Regions from separate parts of the Mus musculus genome. Here region 1 is linked to region 2. A link is a loop called in an ENCODE intact Hi-C map of the cell type or tissue named here. Cell type or tissue: left cerebral cortex. All regions are shown on one strand. Links, peaks and the distances in the headings refer to the core of each region. The heading gives the core; the rest is flanking DNA.

Region 1 (8,613 bases), core at 552-8,551, 59 kb before region 2:
TCAAGGCATTATGTTTCCACATGAGTTCTAGAATTGTTTTCTTGGTTTTGTGAAGAATGTGATTGAATTTTCAATGAGGATTGAGTCTGTAGCCTGCATTTGGTAATCTCTCTCTCTCTCTCTCTCTCTCTCATTATCTTTGTCTCTCTCTTTTCTCCCTCTCCTCCTCTGTCCTTACGATATTGTCTGCCAATCTACAACCATAGAAGGTCTTTCCAAAGGTGTCTTCAATTTCTTTCTTCAATGTTTTAAGGTTTTTTTGGAGGTTAGATCTGTTACCAGATATTTATTTTGTTAAGCTTTTATGAAATAAGAGTGACAATCCCCTAGCTGTATCAGCCCCCAAATGGTAGAAGACTCAAACTAATAAATTGGAAGCTAAGAGGTATATATGTAACAGAAAATTCAATTGAAATACAAAGTATCATTAGGGAATACTTTAAAAACAAATATTTCCAAAAATACTGAAACATTTTTAATTGAGTAAATTTCTAAGTACATATGACCCACTAAGACTAAAATAAGAGGAGACAAATCATCTTTAAAAGCATCAAGGTTAAAGTAATAGAAAGAAAAAATAAAAACAAAACTAAACAAATCAACCCAATCTTCCAATAAAGCAAAAAGAGGACCAGCTGGAGCCACTCCTGAATCCCACAACAATGCTAACAACAACGTTCCTCAAACTATTGCACAGAGCAAAAGGGAAGTGGCACTGTCAAAGGTATTCTATGAAGACAGAATGACCCTGATATCAACAATAAGGAAAGAAGTGTGTACTAATTTCCCTGCTCAATATACGTGTAAAATGTCTCAGTTAAATTGCTGTAAACAGGATGATTCAACATGTCCAAGTCTATATATAGCATGTGCATATGCTCAGGGTCAGACACGGCATGGCTATCTGAATAGATGCAGAAATGATCTTTGCCGGAGTTTAGCAACCATTCATGATAAAGCCTCTAAAGAAACCAGGAGCAAGTTTGAGCAGAAGAAGGCTGTGTATGACAAGTTATAGACAATATTATTCTAGTTGTTTAGAAGCCTGAAAACATTTTTCACTAATTAGGAACAAGACAAGAATGTCCATTCTATCTACTTCTACTCAATACAGTGCTTGAAGTCTTAGCTAGTGCAATAAAGCAAGAGGAAGAAAGAATAAGGATACAAACAGGAAAGGAAGACATCAAATTATCCCTCTTTGTAGATGACATGATCCTATACTCATCAGATCCTGATTCTTTTACCATAAAACTATTATATCTTACAAATTCTTTAACTTAAGTAGCAGGACACAAAATTCACACAGTAAAATCAGTTAAGTTTTTCTAAATAGCAGTAATCGAATTGCCAGGAAAGAAATAGGGGAAAATCTTATTCACAAAATCCCTTCTCTAAATTGATTTCATTACCTGCAGGGCTTTTCCAGCATTGCAGCTACAGGCCACCTCACACTCACCTCTGTGTGCCTGCTGTAGTTAACAAGTGTCCTTTCCTATATTGTATTTGGATTTAAGCATCCTTTCAGCTAAGCCTACATTTCAACGTCTGCTCTGGATTCTGTAAGTGTAATCATCTTCTAATGTACAGAAAATTTGACTCCTGCCTGTCTTCAGAACATATACCCTCTGCTCAGGTCTCCAGATAAATAATGGGTTTGGATCTAAGGTTGCCAAAGCAACAGGATGTCCATTAACCAGACTGGAAGGATCCTGAGTCATTGCTCTCAAGGATAGTGCTCCCTAGACTTGAAGTATAAATAAAATAGATCCCTGACAGTCTGAAATGGTTTAGATAATAGTTCCTTCATGAGACAGATGGATTGAAATTCAATACATTCCCACATAGCCATCATTTGCTGAAATGCTCCAAATATCTTCATGTCAGTCTTATAGCAAGTCTGGGAGCTATAATCTTCAATTACATTCCTTTCTCCTTTGCTTCCTTTCTGCCCAGGCCTTCAGTACAAGTAAGTTGGAAAGAAGATACATTTCCTCCCTCCAGTCAGCTGTCTGCTGTTTGCAACTGATACTATGCACAGCAGTACAGCATCTGTGTTTCAGCAAAACGATGTGTGAAAACAGTTTTCAAAAGGCTCTCTCTCTAGATAAAAAGAAAACCAAAAATATGTTCGGTTACGACTTTGTAAAACCGATTGAATTTGGCTGTGAATGAGAATCTAATTGTTACCCAGTTCTGGTGGAGCCTTCCCTAACCATTATCTTCATCATAGAGGTAAGTCAGCTGTAGCAGAATACAATTCTTGTGGAAATCATTAAAAGAAATGATAACAGCTGGGCAGTGGTGGCGCACGCCTTTAATCCCAGCACTTGGGAGGCAGATTTCTGAGTTCCAGGCCAGCCTGGTCTACAGAGTGAGTTCCAGGACAGCCAGGGCTATACAGAGAAACCCTGTCTCAAAAACAAAACAAAAAAGAAATGATAACGAGCAAGTTGTTTAATGATTTACATTTCTTCTTTTAAAATTATGTGTGTGTGTTTTATAATGTACTGTGCATATATGTGTGTGCATGTCTGCGTGTGTGTGCGTGTGTATTTTATGATGTACTGTGCATATATGTGTGTGCATGTCTGTGTGTGTGTGTGTGGTGTGTATGATGTGTGTGTGTGTGCATATGTCTTTATGTGTATGAATGTGGTATATGTGGATGTATGATGTGTGTGTGTGTGTGTGTGTGTGGTGTGTATGATGTGTATGTGTGTGGTGTTTATGATGTGTGTGTGCATATGTGTGTATATGTGGTACATGTATGTGTATGAATGTGGTATGTGTGTGTGTATATGTGTGTATGATGTGTGTACATATCTGTGTGTTATGTTGTGTTTATGTGTGGGCACAGCTGTCATGAAGTCCCTGTAGAGGAGACCCGTGAAGTCCATTCTTTCTTCCCATCTTTATGAGCTATGGTGTTGAACTCAGCCAGGATTTCACGGACAGTACTTTTTCTGGCTTTGCAATCACACTCGCCGTACTTTTCTTATTCTTTGTATTTATTTTTATTTTATGTGTATGAGTGTTTGCCTAGATGTATGCATTGCATCATGTGGGTAACTGAAGATATAGACATCTGTGAGTCAACTGAACCCAGGTCTTCTCAAGAGCAGTAAGTACTCTTAACCACTAGGCTTAACCACCAGCCTTCCTACATTCCTTCTTGATAGCTCCTTAGAAGAAACACAAGCTGGCATGCATTGTCAGCAAAGGGAGCAGGGGTCACTTTACTGCACTGTTGCAGCTAGTTCTCTAGTTTTGAACATTAGTGACAGGTTATTTTCCTGTTTTTCATTTATAATCTAAGAAAATCTGCTTTTTCACCTAGGCTTGTTTCCATGGGATGAGCACAAGCATATTTCACAAGGCTGAATTTGAGGGCAGAGAGACCCACACAAGTTAGAGAGTCCAGACTTAGGCTATGTTTATTGACACAGATATATTCCTCAGTCAATAGTAGGAACAAATATGGTGCTTTTGTAAACTCGATAACATTCATTGTCAGCATCTCTCTTGTTTCTGTGTGATTTGAATGATCAGTATTTCTTTGATGGGTTGACTGGAATTTTTTCATGATTTTTCATTTCTTTTTGCTAAGCAATTGTCAGAGGAAAGAATCTATTCTAGTTGTTCAGATAAGATAACTCGAAGTTAATAAGGTATAAATACACAAAGATGCAAGACTAATAGTCCTCAAAGCACAGCTCCAATCAATATCTTCTCTAATCATGTTTGTGACTCTAGACTTAATGAAGCTCTGCGTTTTATCCCTGGACTTTACAGGTCTGAAGTCACTGACCTTTGCTTAATTTCTGTAGCTCTTCTTCTTTAAGTGCTTATTAATTCTGGGCTCATAAAGATTGCCTGAGACGCTTTGAGAGAGGAAAAATACGCTAGGGACAACCACATGCTAACTGAACATGAATCCAGAAGTGAAACTCAGGCCTTAATTTGTTTGTTTGTTTGTTTGTTTGTTTGTTTGTTTTGCTTTTGTGGGAGTGAGTTCCTAACTCCGAGTACGAATAAATGTACCATTGGAAGGGTGCAGCTCTTAAAAGCCTTTGATGCACCCCAGCTCAGAAAGTACGATCTTCTAGGTCTAGGCACGAAGAAAGCCTGCAGGAAGAATGACAATTCATTCATCTGTTAGGACATTTTGAAGTTGACACACACTCTAAGTGACACACAGTCCAACGTTCAGCCAGAGTTGCAAACTCACTCTCTGTAAACAGTAGATTCAGAGCAGCCGGGAGGTAGGGAGGTTGGAAACGCCAGAATCCATGGTGTTGGAAGAAGGCTCATGGCCAGGACGACTGGCGCAAGGCAAGTTATCTCCCTACATTTTGTCTGTGTTGTGCCGGGCTTGCCTCTCCCTCCCTACACCTGATAGTGCCAAGTGTGCAAGCAGTGGAACTATAAGCTAAGCACCACCCTGGTGATCGTTTTGCCGATTCGTAAACACTAAGCTTTAAAGATTTAGCAATTTGCTACACCACAAGATAAAAAAGCAACTAAGGCAGATGGCCAGACCCAGTGCCTTAATCCAAAACTGAACTAGCTATCCCTTCCAGGACAGAATCCAGAAACCAGGTTGGGCGTGGGGAGGAGTGAGGGGGGCACAGAGTTCTGTTTCCATCAAGGATGGAGTAGGCAAAACTCGATTCCTTCTTCCCACTCATGGTTTTCCCTCAGTGCTTCTGACCCCCCCACCCCCCCACCCCACCCCCCTCTGATGCTCAGGACAAAGCTTGATCTGCTCTGTCATGTAAAGTGCGGTGTGGTGGGCAGGGTCCAGAAGGTTACCTCTGGCAAGTGACTAAGGGCTTGTCAAGGCCAGGGAATGCTCACTGGCAAGGGGAGTTACAGTGTTGCTAAGTCGGATCCCCAGTGAGGTGCAGTCAGCCACGGGAAGGGGGCGGCGAGAGCTAGCGTGCTGAAGCCTAGAGGCGGGAGAGGGAGGAGAGTCCGCGCAGAGCAGAGGGAGGCGCGCGCTCAGAGCGAACACCCACTTGCATCCGACCCTGGTGGCGCGGCGCGGGGAGGCAGCAGCTGAGACAGCACCAGGTCAGAGCCTTTGCATCCCGCCCAGTCTGCCCGCCAGCGCCAGGACCGCTGAGGATGGAGGATTCCCGGGAGACTTCGCCTTCCTCCAACAACTCCTCGGAAGAGCTCAGCTCTACCCTGCAACTGTCCAAGGGCATGTCCATCTTCCTCGACGTAAGTATAGCTGAAGTAGTTAGGTGGGCGCATTAGGCATCACCTCTGTGAGAGGGGAGGGGTCAGGAGCAGCGGTTGGCTGCTGGCATTGCTATCAGACCTCCACTCAAACTATCTCCTATCTGCTGTTCCCCAGAGGACCCTAGGCAAATAAATGCAAGAGAAAGGACTGCCACCCAACTTGTAAAGAGCTGTCCCAGACCTGCAGCTTTGATTATAAGCTTTAAGGAGCCCCCAAAGTTCGACTTCCCAGAACCTAGGGCTTCTGCCCGGAATGGAGAGTCTCCCATTGAGCAGTGTAGGACTTGATTCCGGTCTCATCCCTGCTGCCCAATTTACTGGCAGGCACTCTCTCTCCCTTGTGCTGGGAGCGCTGACGGAAGCCTTAGACATTGTGATGCCCCTCCAGCTACTCCCAGCTACCTTCAAAAACAATTTCTTTGAACGTATTCGTTTTCTTATTTTACAACAGAAGCCAAGGTCTCTTTTATCATAATGATTTTTTTTTCTCTTTTGGTGCCCGCTGCCTTCCCTATTATTCTCCCCACCACCACCACCTGCCCTGCCTAAGTTGTAATTACTATCATTAACCTTCTCTTCTAGCTTTTGATGGTTTTCCCTATGGTCCCATTCCTTGCTTGGGAATTGACTTCCTTGCTTCGCATCTCTAGCCTGACCATTCTTTCCGTGCTATTTTGTCTCCTTATGCTGTAATCTCTCTCCCCCCCCCCCTCTTTCTCTCTCAGTTTTAGATTTAATTTGCTCCTAGATTCCGCTTCGCTTTGTCCCTAATGTTTGTTTCTCACCCGGCTGCCTTGTTTTGTTTCCTGGCTTTCCTGTTCCTGGGTTGCTTGCCTTCTGGGTTCTGGCTCTTCTAGCTGCTGTTCACATGTAAAATTCACTCTGTTCCCCCAGGTAGTGTCTGGCTTGCTCAGTGGGGACAGTTCTAGCCGCTCCTTTTTTAGCATGATGGAAAATGGGCAAAGCATGCAAAGGAGCCTCGTTTGTCCCTGCCCCTCCCCTTCTCTAAGCCATCACTCCTTATTAAAGTCCAAGCATGAAGGAGGTGGGCCAGAGGCTAAATACACTTGAGTATGAAAAATGAAAATGTGAGGACATCAACTATCATAATGGCCAGTCAGGGATTTTGAAGATAATGGGGGAGGGGCAAGGAGTCTTTGATTTGTCGTGAAGGAATTATCTAGACTTTTTAAAAAATTGGCTGAGAAATTTATATCAATAATTAAAACTTGTGTAAGACTTAATCGAAGCTTCAACCCCACCTCCAGGCAGCCTTCTCCCCACATCACCATGCAGTGCCAACACAGGATTCAGGCTTTGGGGGCCAACCATTTTCTCCCCATGAAAACATGATTTCCACTTTTTACTGCAACACATTGTTGTAGGTTTTTTTTTTTTCTTTTAAATCTCTGCAATGGTTCAGTCTATGCTCTAATTATTTCTTCATGCCCTGCCTCCAGGAACTAGGTTGGGTCATTGTAAAGACAGGGCTGCACACATGAGTGTGCAATCCCCAGGATCAGGAGGGAATCAGGACCTTGCTCATCCAGACTATTATGAGGAAGAAAACCAATCTGCCAAGAAGTTAGTCCTGAGGTCAAGTGGGACCTCTGTCCTTTTGTGCCTAATCTGTGCTCTGCCCTCTGAGGACACTGAGCACTACCCGTGCTTTTATCTTATTGCCTCTAACAAATCCTGGAGATTCTCTGCTGAGGAATGTATAGAGACTATGAAAGAGCAAAGAAAGCCACCCGACAGACTTACCATTCTAAGCTCACGTGTTCAACAGCAGGTTATTAAAAGCAAAATTTTAAATCTCATCTTATTATGTAGGTGCAGTTGTTCCCAAGTTCTTTTAATGTAAGTTCCCTGTCCTGATGGAGCTTTCATCTATAAACAGGGCTGGCTCCCTTACCTTCTTAAGTCTAGTTCCAGAATTGGAAAATACAAAAACAAAAAAACCCAGAAAAACAAAAACCAAAAAACCTGATTCCACAAGAGAGGCGTTAACATGCCTGTTTTTCTTTGAAACATAGCTTTAAAAAAAGATTAACTGCAGTTGGGTTCTTTTTTCTTGGATAGAAAATATGTTGTTTACACATTCCTGAGTTATTTTGTGAAAAAATGTAACACTCTGGTGAATTGTGTGACATGAAAAAAGGGTTGGTTATTTAGAGACCTCTGAATTATTCATTTCTGGATCCTGTCGGTTTTAGCAACAACACAATGTGAAACATAAATACATCATTTGATTTGATTAGATTTAGTATATTCTAGTAGCACTGCTAAGAATGATTGCTTTTTGAAATCTACTCAGATCAACACAAGGAACGGGTGGTATATTCTTCCTCTTCTAGATCTGAAATGATAAGAGACCACTGGGGACTCCTGCTCCTCACAGGCTAATTTCCAATTTGGGGGAAGAACTGACTCTCCCAATAGGAATAAGAATAGTCTCATTTATACCGATGTGTCACTGAGACAGTAAGTCTTTAGACTTCTTAGGGAATCTACATAAACCCCATTTGTGGATGCTGTTGGGGACATGACTAGGTCCAGCAAGCTGCCTAGAAACTAGAGGTAAATGGTTGACTTAACATGAAAATCAGATTCTGTAGAATCATTGTCTTTCATTTCATTCTCTTATTTATATTCGGCAGGTGCCATGTTTTCATTATGGGGTGACAGTCTAAATATCAAAGAAAAAAAAAGACACATGAAATGTACATTTGAATCTCTATGGTATGTCCATGTCCATATTCACAAATTCATAAGTAAAATAGCTGTAGCTAAATTCACAAAGGAACCACATAAGCAGAGTCTATATTGTCTTCTCCTGAAAAGCCACAATTATATATCAGCTTATTATAACTAATTATGAATACCTACTAAGGGTGAGGAGAAGACCTTTCCCGAGTGCTGGCTACCCGTGCATGCTGGCACACTACTGCTGGGCATATTTATACAAGGCACACCTGCCAGGCATGGGACAGGGCCAGAATGGCCTCCAGTACACACAGCAACACAAAATGATCAGAAGGCTGACAATTGGATTCCCTTTTCACTACCCAGGTTCCCTCATTTCAGACGATGGAGAAGAAAGTCACATTTAAAGCATGAGTCCTTGGAGTAGTCAGGTTCTCTTCTGATTAAACTAGTCTGCTACTTCACAGTGTGTGTGTGTCGGGGGGGGGGGGGGGAGAAGATCAATTCTGCTCCTGACGTAAGAGAAATTCCAAAAGAAATGGGTTGCATCTCTATTCATTCAGTGACACTGTCCTCTTCCAATAGATTTCCTTTGGCTCCTCTTGTGTTCACTGCTGCACATCTGACCCAGGATCTTGTGCATGCTAAGTGGATGTT
Region 2 (8,613 bases), core at 579-8,578:
GGCTCCTGTCAGCATGCGCTCCACAATAGAGTCTCAATTTGGTGACTGTATATGGGATGGATCCCCCAGATGGGGCAGTCTCTGAATGGCCTTTCCTTCAGTCTCTGCTCCACACTTTGTCTCCATATTTGCTCCCATGAGTATTTTGTTCCCCCTTCTAAGAAGAACTGAAGGACCCACACTTCTCATCTTCCTGAGACAGTTTAAACATTTCTGATCTAGAAATAGCACAATGAGGATTGTCCTGCCTTATAGAAAAGGTATTAATGGTCAGTATTTATGAATGTCTTACTATGTTCTGGTCTAAACAGCTTTTATTCATTAATTTGTTTAATCTTGAAGGCCAGGCATGGTGGTGCCCACCTTTAATCTCAGCACCTGAGAAGCAGATGTAAAAGATCTCTGTGAGTTCAAGGCCATCCTGATCTATGTATGAAGTTTTAGGCCAGCCAGAGATACACAGTGAGAAGCTGTATTTAAAAAAAAAAAAAAATCTCAAAAGCACGATCCTGATGGAGCCATTTTGCACAGGAGGAAACTGTGACATTGAGACCCATCCTAAAGTACACCAGACCCTCCACAACTGCTCATCAAATCTGCTTTTGTACACTGCCTTGTAATCTGGCAGAGCAGCAGTCTTCATTCTGTTTCTGGCCAAGAAAACTTTCCAAGGCTTTACTCTCTTTGAATATTAAGTGGAACTAATAATATGTTCTGGAAGGAGAATTGTGAAAGCTTCGGAACAAATGTTAAGCAGTTTAGTCTACCAGCCAAGGAAGGTGCTACATAAATAGATGAGGTTTGTTTAACTAGTGTCAGTAGTACTTGTGAATACAGAACCAACAGCACATGTATACTTGCTTAGTGCTGCCTCCTGGGTTCACAACCCTCCAGAAAATATGGCACTTGTGAAGTCAAGTCAATGGCTTAGTTCTCTGAACAGTAACTCCCCTCTTACAAATATGGGTGATATTTGGAAGCTCACAGCTATGCCCAATCAACAGAAATCTAACGTTTCAAGAGGTAAAGGGCAATAATGTGATAAGCTATAGAAAAATGACCAATGACCTATCTTAGGTAGATTAATCTCTTCATATGTAAAGAGCTTTACAAATGAGAGGCAGTTGATAGAAATTCTATCCATCCTGTCTTCTGGATGCAACAATACCTTGCAAAATGGGCTTTCTCTTAGAACATAGATTTGCATAATAGAAAGGTAGTTATGGGTTAGAATAATATTGCAGAACAATTAAACTGTTCCTAAAGGGGAGTCCAGAGCTGGCATTTCTGTTTGAGACTCCGCCTCTCTGCCTATACTGTCTAGGTAAGCAATAATGACAATAACTTGAGACTTACCTTCAAGGACACCAAGGAGCGAAAGCAGCTTAGCAGGCTGACTTTCAGGCTTGACAGAAAGTTCCTTTCTTTCTCCGTAGAAATGTGGAGGGCCCAGATCTGAGAATTGAGAACAGCCATTCTGAATCTTGGTGGTGGTCAGCTGGCCTGAACAAGAAGCTGGAGGACTTCACAGTCCCTAGCTCCCTAGAGTTAGACAGGGGATACAAGTGGATACAGAACTCTTTAAAATGTCTGTTTACCTCCGATTTTAGAGGGCAACCGCTGGGGCTTAAAGTAGTATCTAACATGAAATCTATATGTGTAACAAGTAAACAAGATGTTTCTTTTTGAACATTTCCTTGCTTCTCGTCCCTAAGAGACAGTATAGGAGAGAAGGGCAGATTGGTTTAGCTACACTTTAACATCTTGGAAAACAGAAGAAAGCTCTCAGCAGCTCTCAAGCGACAGTGTGGGAGGGCTGATTGGTGGCTGTTCCCTGTTTGTTTTATGGGGGCTGGAACAGCTTGTCTCCAGAGCTCTTTGCTCCTCAAGTAAGTCCCCGGCTTTCTCTTCTCCCAGAACTGTTGTACTTTTTAAGCATACCTGGAGGCTTTCTGACACAGGGAATTTCCATAACACCAAACAGTTAGGTTGCCAAAGGATTTTTGATAGATCTTAGGAAATTACTTTTTTTTTTTATGAGTTGTATGTTGTGTGAGTTTTACTAAAGTTGATACAGGTAGCAGAAGTGCCTTGAGTAGTGATTGTAGGTGCTTGAAAAGAGCCTTGGCTGCAGGGAAGAGGCAACAGCAGACACCTGGGAAGTTTGCCCTGCTATTCAGTGCCCTTCGTTGATGAATGTGCTTACTCATCCTGTCCCCTTGATATCAAAGAAGGTTGTGGGCAAACACCTTCCTTAGCAAAGAGGGATCTCTTTTCACACCTTCTCCTTCTGGTTTTTTTTTTCTTTAAGTTTCAAAACAGCCCTGATTAACAAGATCACAAACAGAAGATTTTCAATATTGCTTAGTGTGTAGCATGAAAATGTTTTTAATGAATTTTCATAAGCCCAGCTGTATACCATTTAAAAAAACCTGGCTATTACATGCTTCAACACTATGCTGAGGCATAGGGAGATGACCAAACCACAGGGACAATGTCCACACTGAACTCTGAAATTTTCCTCATTTCACTTAAGCAAATATCTGTTCAACCTTCACAGTAAAACCCTAAGACAGTTCATATTTTTGAATAAAGATTGTTAACATGTGCTTAGATAGATAGATAGATAGATAGATAGATAGATAGATAGATAGGTATGTAGATAGATGTCAGATGCAACTTTCTCTTCTTTCACCCATGAAGGTCCAAGAGATTGAACTCTGATAATCAATCAGCCTCAATTTTAAATTCCTTTACCCACTGACCTACCTCAATAGCTCCGGTTCATACTCTTAGGCTACTTCCTATATATAGTAGTGTGTGTGTGTGTGTGTGTGTGTGTGTGTGTGTGTGTGTGTCTTCTTAAAAGTGTTGCTTCATTTTTCACAGGGTACATTGTTTTGTACACTTAGACTACACATTCTATTAATTGAAAAGATTAATGTTTAGCACCATATATCTCGATCAAAACCATATAACTTGAAAGGAGTATCTGACAGTTTTCATTCCTGTTTCTGTAATAAAGTGCCCTGAACAGTAACTTCGGAATAGAAAGGGTTTATTTTAGCTCACAATTGCAGGTTTTAGTCCATTGGAGAAAGGAAGGCACAGGAGCAGGAACATGGGAGAACTGCCCACAGTATATCTACTGTCAAGAGCAGAGTGGTGGATTAGTACATGCATGCATTATACAATTAGGATTCTCTACCCAGCAAATGATGCCACCCAAGGGGGTCTTCCCACTTCAATTAGTGTGGTCAAGAGCATCCCCAACAGACAAGCCCATGGGTCAATCTGATTTGACAGTCACACATTGAGACTCTTCACAGTAAGTCTAGATTGCTTCTAGTTGGCAATTGAAGCTAACCATTACAGTTGCCAAGAAAACACTGGTCACCTAGTAAACACAATAGCTCTATTAATAGAACTTGATTTAAAAAATATTTCTTTAACTTATTCAAGTGTAAAATAATTACATCATTTCCCTCTTGTGCTTACTCCCGCCCAGCCTTTCAATATTTCCCTCCTAGCTCTTTCAAATTCATGCCCTGTCTTTTTATTAATTACGGTTACAAACATAAAGACATTTTTCCTGAAATTTATCTATTTCTTTGTCTATAAATCTATGGTCTATAGACTGGTGAAAAGTTTCGTAAATGAGCAACGGGTATTTCTCTGAACAGCTGGATATTTTGTTTTGTTATTGAGTATCATCCGTTTTCTTAATTTTTGAAGTGGGTTTTCCTTCAAGTGGTTTTTGAAAGCAAGCCGAGCAACACTTGCATCTTCCTTTGAGTTGCTGTGATACCACAGGGCTTTCCAGAATGGAATGCCACCTGGTATATCCTAAATTCTGTGAAGCAGAGAGCAGGCCGAGCTAAGTGAATAAAAATGGCATAGCCTTAATTACCACAGAATGGTACCTAATTGCCTTCATGCCAGCTTTAACGCACCACAGAGCGGCAGAGATGGAGTGTGATTTTCAAGTGAGTTACATAAGCCCACCTTTCAGTACTGGAATGACTCCCCCAGTGTTGTCAACTTGCATTTTGACAGAGGTCTTTCTGGCTAATGTTTTTCCAGAGTAGCTGTTTGTATTTTTCCCACTGGCATGCAGTGTCTTCCCTGGCCCGCTGTTCCAACACAGCTGCTATTAATATTGACATGGCAGGAACAACTGTTTCTCAGTGACTGTCCTTCAGGAGACAAAACTTGATCCTTCAGGAGGAGACAAAAAATAAGAGACAGGGCATTGTCAACCAAAATGGAAAGTGCAGTAATTATGTCATAATAGGATTAATCTGTGAACTTAACTTGATCTCCTTTGTTAAAATTCAGTAGTTCTACCAACGCCAAAACTGCTGCAAGAGGGATTTTGAAATTTACTCTGTTAGCAAAATTATCAGCAAATGAAATTTAGTTTTCAGTGATTCAGAAATAAAACTGTACCACTTAGGGAGGACCAAGTAGTGGGTTTGGCTTTGTTTTATTGCTTAGACTTTTAATGTTTTTATTCATTTTTCTCTAGTTCTTATTGAGTGTTGACTGTATGCCAAACTGAGAAGACAACATACCAAGAATTTGAAGTTATAGTATTGTTTGAATTATTTTTCTAAATTAGCATGGCTATAATATATTTCAAAATACATATATTTTTATCTTTAAAACTCCAGAATTACTTTTTCTTGCCAATTTTTTATTAGGTATTTACTACATTTACATTTTAAATGCTATCCCAAAAGTCCCTTATACCCTCCCCACCCCCTGCTCCCCATCCACTCACTCCCACTTCTTGGCCCTGGTGTTTCCCCTGTACTGGGGCATATAAAGTTTGAAATACCAAGGGTCTTCCGAATGATGGCCCACTAGGCCATCTTCTGCTACATATGCAGCTAGAGACACGAGCTCTGGGGGGTACTGGTTAGTTCATATTGTTGTTCCACCTATAGGGTTGCAGACCCCTTTAGCTCCTTAGGTACTTTCTCTAGCTCCTCCATTGAGGCACTGTGTTCCATCCTATAGCTGACTGTAAGCATCCACTTCTCTGTTTGCCAGGCACTGGCATAGCCTCTCAAGCCACAGCTATATCAGGGTCATGTCAGCAAAATCTTGCTGGTGTATGCCAAATTGTCTGCATTTTGTGGCTGATTATGGGATGGACCCCGAGTGGGGCAGTCTCTGGATGATCGATGCTTTTGTCTCAGCTGCAAACTTCATCTCTGTAACTCCTTCCATGGGTGTTTTGTTCCCAATTCTAAGAAGAGGCAAAGTGTCCACACTTTGGTCTTCATTCTTCTTGAGTTTCATGTGTTTTGTAAATTGTATCTTGGGTATTCTAAATTTCTGGGCTAATATCCACTTATCAGTGAGTGCATATAATGTGAGTTCTTTTGTGATTGGGTTACCTCACTCAGGATGATACCCTCCAGATCCATCCATTTTCCTAGGAATTTCATAAATTCATTCTTTTTAATTGCTGAGTGGTACTCCATTGAGTAAATGTACCACATTTTCTGTATCCATTCCTCTGTTGAGGGACATCTGGGTTCTTTCCAGCTTCTGGTTATTATAAATAAGGCTGCTATGAACGTAGTGGAGCATGTGTTCTTATTACCAGTTGGAACATCTTCTGGATATATGCCCAGGAGAGTTATTGCAGGATCCTCTTGTAGTACTATGTCCAATTTTCTGAGGAACCGCCAGGCTGATTTCCAAAGTGGTTGCAAAGCATGCAATCCCACCATCAATGGAGGAGTGTTCCTCTTTCTCCACATCCTCACCAGCATCTGCTGTCACCTGAATTTCTGATCTTAGCCATTCTGACTGGTGTGAGATAGAATCTCAGGGTTATTTTGATTTGCATTTCCCTGAGGATTAAGGATGTTGAACATTTTTCAGATGCTTCTCAGCCATTCGATATTCCTCAGTTGAGAATTCTTTGTTTGGCTCTCTGCCCCATTTTTAATGGGGTTATTTGGTTTTCTGGAGTCCATTTTCTTGAGTTCTTTATACATATTGAATATTAGTCCCCTATCTGATTTAGGATTGGTAAAGATCCTTGCCCAATCTGTGGTGACCATTTGTCTTATTGACAGTGTCTTTTGCCTTACAGAAGCTTTGCAATTTTATGAGGTCCCATTTGTCAATTCTCAATCTTACAGCACAAGCCATTGCAGTTCTATTCAGGAATTTTTCCCCTGTGCCCATATCTTTGAGGCTTTACCCCACTTTCTCCTCTATAAGTTTCAGTGTCTCTGGTTTTATGTGGAGTTCCTTGATCCACTTAGACTTGACCTTAGTACAAGGAGATAGGAATGGATCAATTCACATTATTCTACATGATAACAGCCAGTTGTGCCAGCACCATTTATTGAAAATGCTGTCTTTTTTTTTCCACTGGATGGTTTTATATCCCTTGTCAAAGATAAGTGACCATAGGTGTGTGGGTTCATTTCTGGGTCTTTAATTCTATTCCATTGGTCTACTTGTCTGTCGCTATACCAGTACTATGCAGTTTTCATAACAATTGTTCTGTAGTACAGCTTTAGGTCTGGCATGGTGATTCCACCAGAGATTCTTTTACCATTGAGAAGAATTTTTACTATCCTAGGTTTTTTTGTTATTCCAGTGAGTCTGGCTAAGTGTTGATCTAGCTTGTTGATTTTCTCAAAGAACCAGCTCCTAGTTTGGTTGATTCTTTGAATAGTTCTTTTTGTTTCCACTTGGTTTATTTCCCCCCTGAGTTTTATTATTTCCTGCAGTCTACTCCTCTTGGGTGAATTTTCTTCCTTTTGTTCTAGAGCTTTTAGGTGTGCTGTCAAGCTGCTAGTGTATGCTCTCTCTAGTTTCTTTTTGGAAGCACTCAGAGCTAAGAGTTTTCCTCTCAGCAATGCTTTCATTGTGTCCCATAAGTTTGGGTATGTTGTGGCTTCATTTACATTAAACTCTAAAAAGTCTTCAATTTCTTTCTGTGTTCCTTCCTTGACCAAGGTATCATTGAGGAAAGTGGTGTTCAGTTTCCAAGTGAATGTTGGCTTTGTATTATTTATGTTGTTATTGAAGATCAGCCTTAGTCCATAGTGATCTGATAGGATGCATGGGACAAATTTCAATATTTTTGTATCTGTTGAGGCCTGTTTTGTGACCCATTATATGGTCAATTTTGGAGAAGGTACCATGAGGTGCTGAGGAGAAGGTATATCCTTTTGTTTTAGGATAAAATGTTTTGTAGATATCTGTTAAATCCATTTGTTTCATAACTTCTGTTAGTTTCACTGTGTCTCTGTTTAATTTCTGTTTCCATGATCTGTCCATTGATGAAAGTGGGGTGTTGAAGTCTCCCACTATTATTGTGTGAGGTGAAGTGTGTGCTTTGAGCTTTAATAAAGTTTAATGAATGTGGCTGCCCTTCTATTTGGAGCATAGATATTCAGAATTGAGAGTTCATCTTGGAAGATTTTACCTTTGATAAGTATGAAGTGACCCTCTTGTCTTTTTTGATAACTTTGGGTTGAAAGTCGATTTTATTAGATATTAGAATGGCTACTCCAGCTTGTTTCTTCAGACCATTTTTTGGAAAATTGTTTTCCAGCCTTTCACTCTGAGGAAGTGTCTGTCTTTTTCTCTGAGATGTGTTTCCTGTAAGCAGCAAAATGTTGGGTCCTGTTTGTGTAGCCAGTCTGTTAGTCTATGTCTTTTTATTGGGGAATTAAGTCCATTGATATTCAGAGATATTAAGGAAAAGTAATTGTTGCTTCGTGTTATTTTTGTTGTTAGAGTTGAGATTCTGTTCTTGTGGCTGTCTTCTTTTAGGCTTGTTGAAGGATTACTTTCTTGCTTTTTCTAGGGCGTAGTTTCTGTCCTTGTATTGGCGTTTTCCCATTATTATCTTTGAAGGGCTGGATTTGTGGAAATATATTGTGTGAATTCGGTTTAGTCATGGAATACTTTGGTTTCTCCATCTAGGGTAATTGAGAGTCTTGCTGGGTATAGTAGCCTAGGCTGGCATTTGTGTTCTCTTAGTGTCTGTATGATATCTGTCAAGGATCTTCTGGCTTTCATAGCCTCTGGTGAGAAGTCTGGAGTAATTCTTAAAGGTCTCCCTTTATATGTTACTTGACTTTTTCCCTTACTGCTTTTAATATTCTGTCTTTATTTAGTGCATTTGTTGTTCTGATTATTATGTGTCAGGAGGAATTTCTTTTCTGGTCCAGTCTATTTGGAGTTCTGTAGGCTTCTTGTATGTTCATTGGCATCTCTTTCTTTAGGTTTGGGAAGTTTTCTTCTATAATTTTGTTGAAGATATTTGCTGGCCCTTTAAGTTGAAAATCTTCATTCTCATATTCTCCTATTATCTGTAGGTTTGGTCTTCTCATTGTGTTCTGGATTTCCTGGATGTTTTGAGTTAGGATCTTTTTGTATTTTTCATTTTCTTTGATTGTTGTGTCCATGTTCCCTATGGAATCTTCTGCACCTGAGATTCTCTTTTCCACCTCTTGTATTCTGTTCCTGATGCTCGCATCTATGTTTCCTGATTTCTTTCCTAGGGTTTCTATCTCCAGAGTTGTCTCCCTTTAGGTTTTCTTTATTGTTTCTACATCTATTTTTAGTTCC

What was found. Hi-C counts contacts between places; a loop is a spot of excess contacts. Peaks named below come from ENCODE experiments on the same cell type or tissue, not always from the same donor. Only the 100,000 strongest peaks of a DNase experiment are listed, where the experiment ranks them.
Region 1: a loop joins it to region 2, with 2.1 times the contacts of the local background. A loop is called at or near these places in 2 of 42 quality-filtered maps.

The regions. Positions count from the first base shown.
Region 1 is chr4:15,145,434-15,154,046 of GRCm38, reverse strand. Necab1 (N-terminal EF-hand calcium binding protein 1) reads left to right here and starts at 4,916. Exons shown (of 13, transcript NM_178617.4): 1 at 4,916-5,229. The coding sequence starts at 5,131. In left cerebral cortex, for the core only: CTCF peaks have their summits at 3,203 and 5,004; DNase peaks (open chromatin) are centred at 7,011, 7,422, 7,682, 8,211 and 5 more places; H3K4me3 peaks cover 3,226 bases; H3K27ac peaks cover 2,242 bases.
Region 2 is chr4:15,086,252-15,094,864 of GRCm38, reverse strand. The region is part of intron 3 of Necab1 (N-terminal EF-hand calcium binding protein 1); the gene reads left to right. It overlaps Gm36801 (a long non-coding RNA gene), which reads right to left and starts at 1,813. Exons shown (of 3, transcript XR_390422.3): 1 at 1,357-1,813. In left cerebral cortex, for the core only: no CTCF peak of the experiment used is centred there; DNase peaks (open chromatin) are centred at 686, 1,832 and 3,892; H3K27ac peaks cover 366 bases.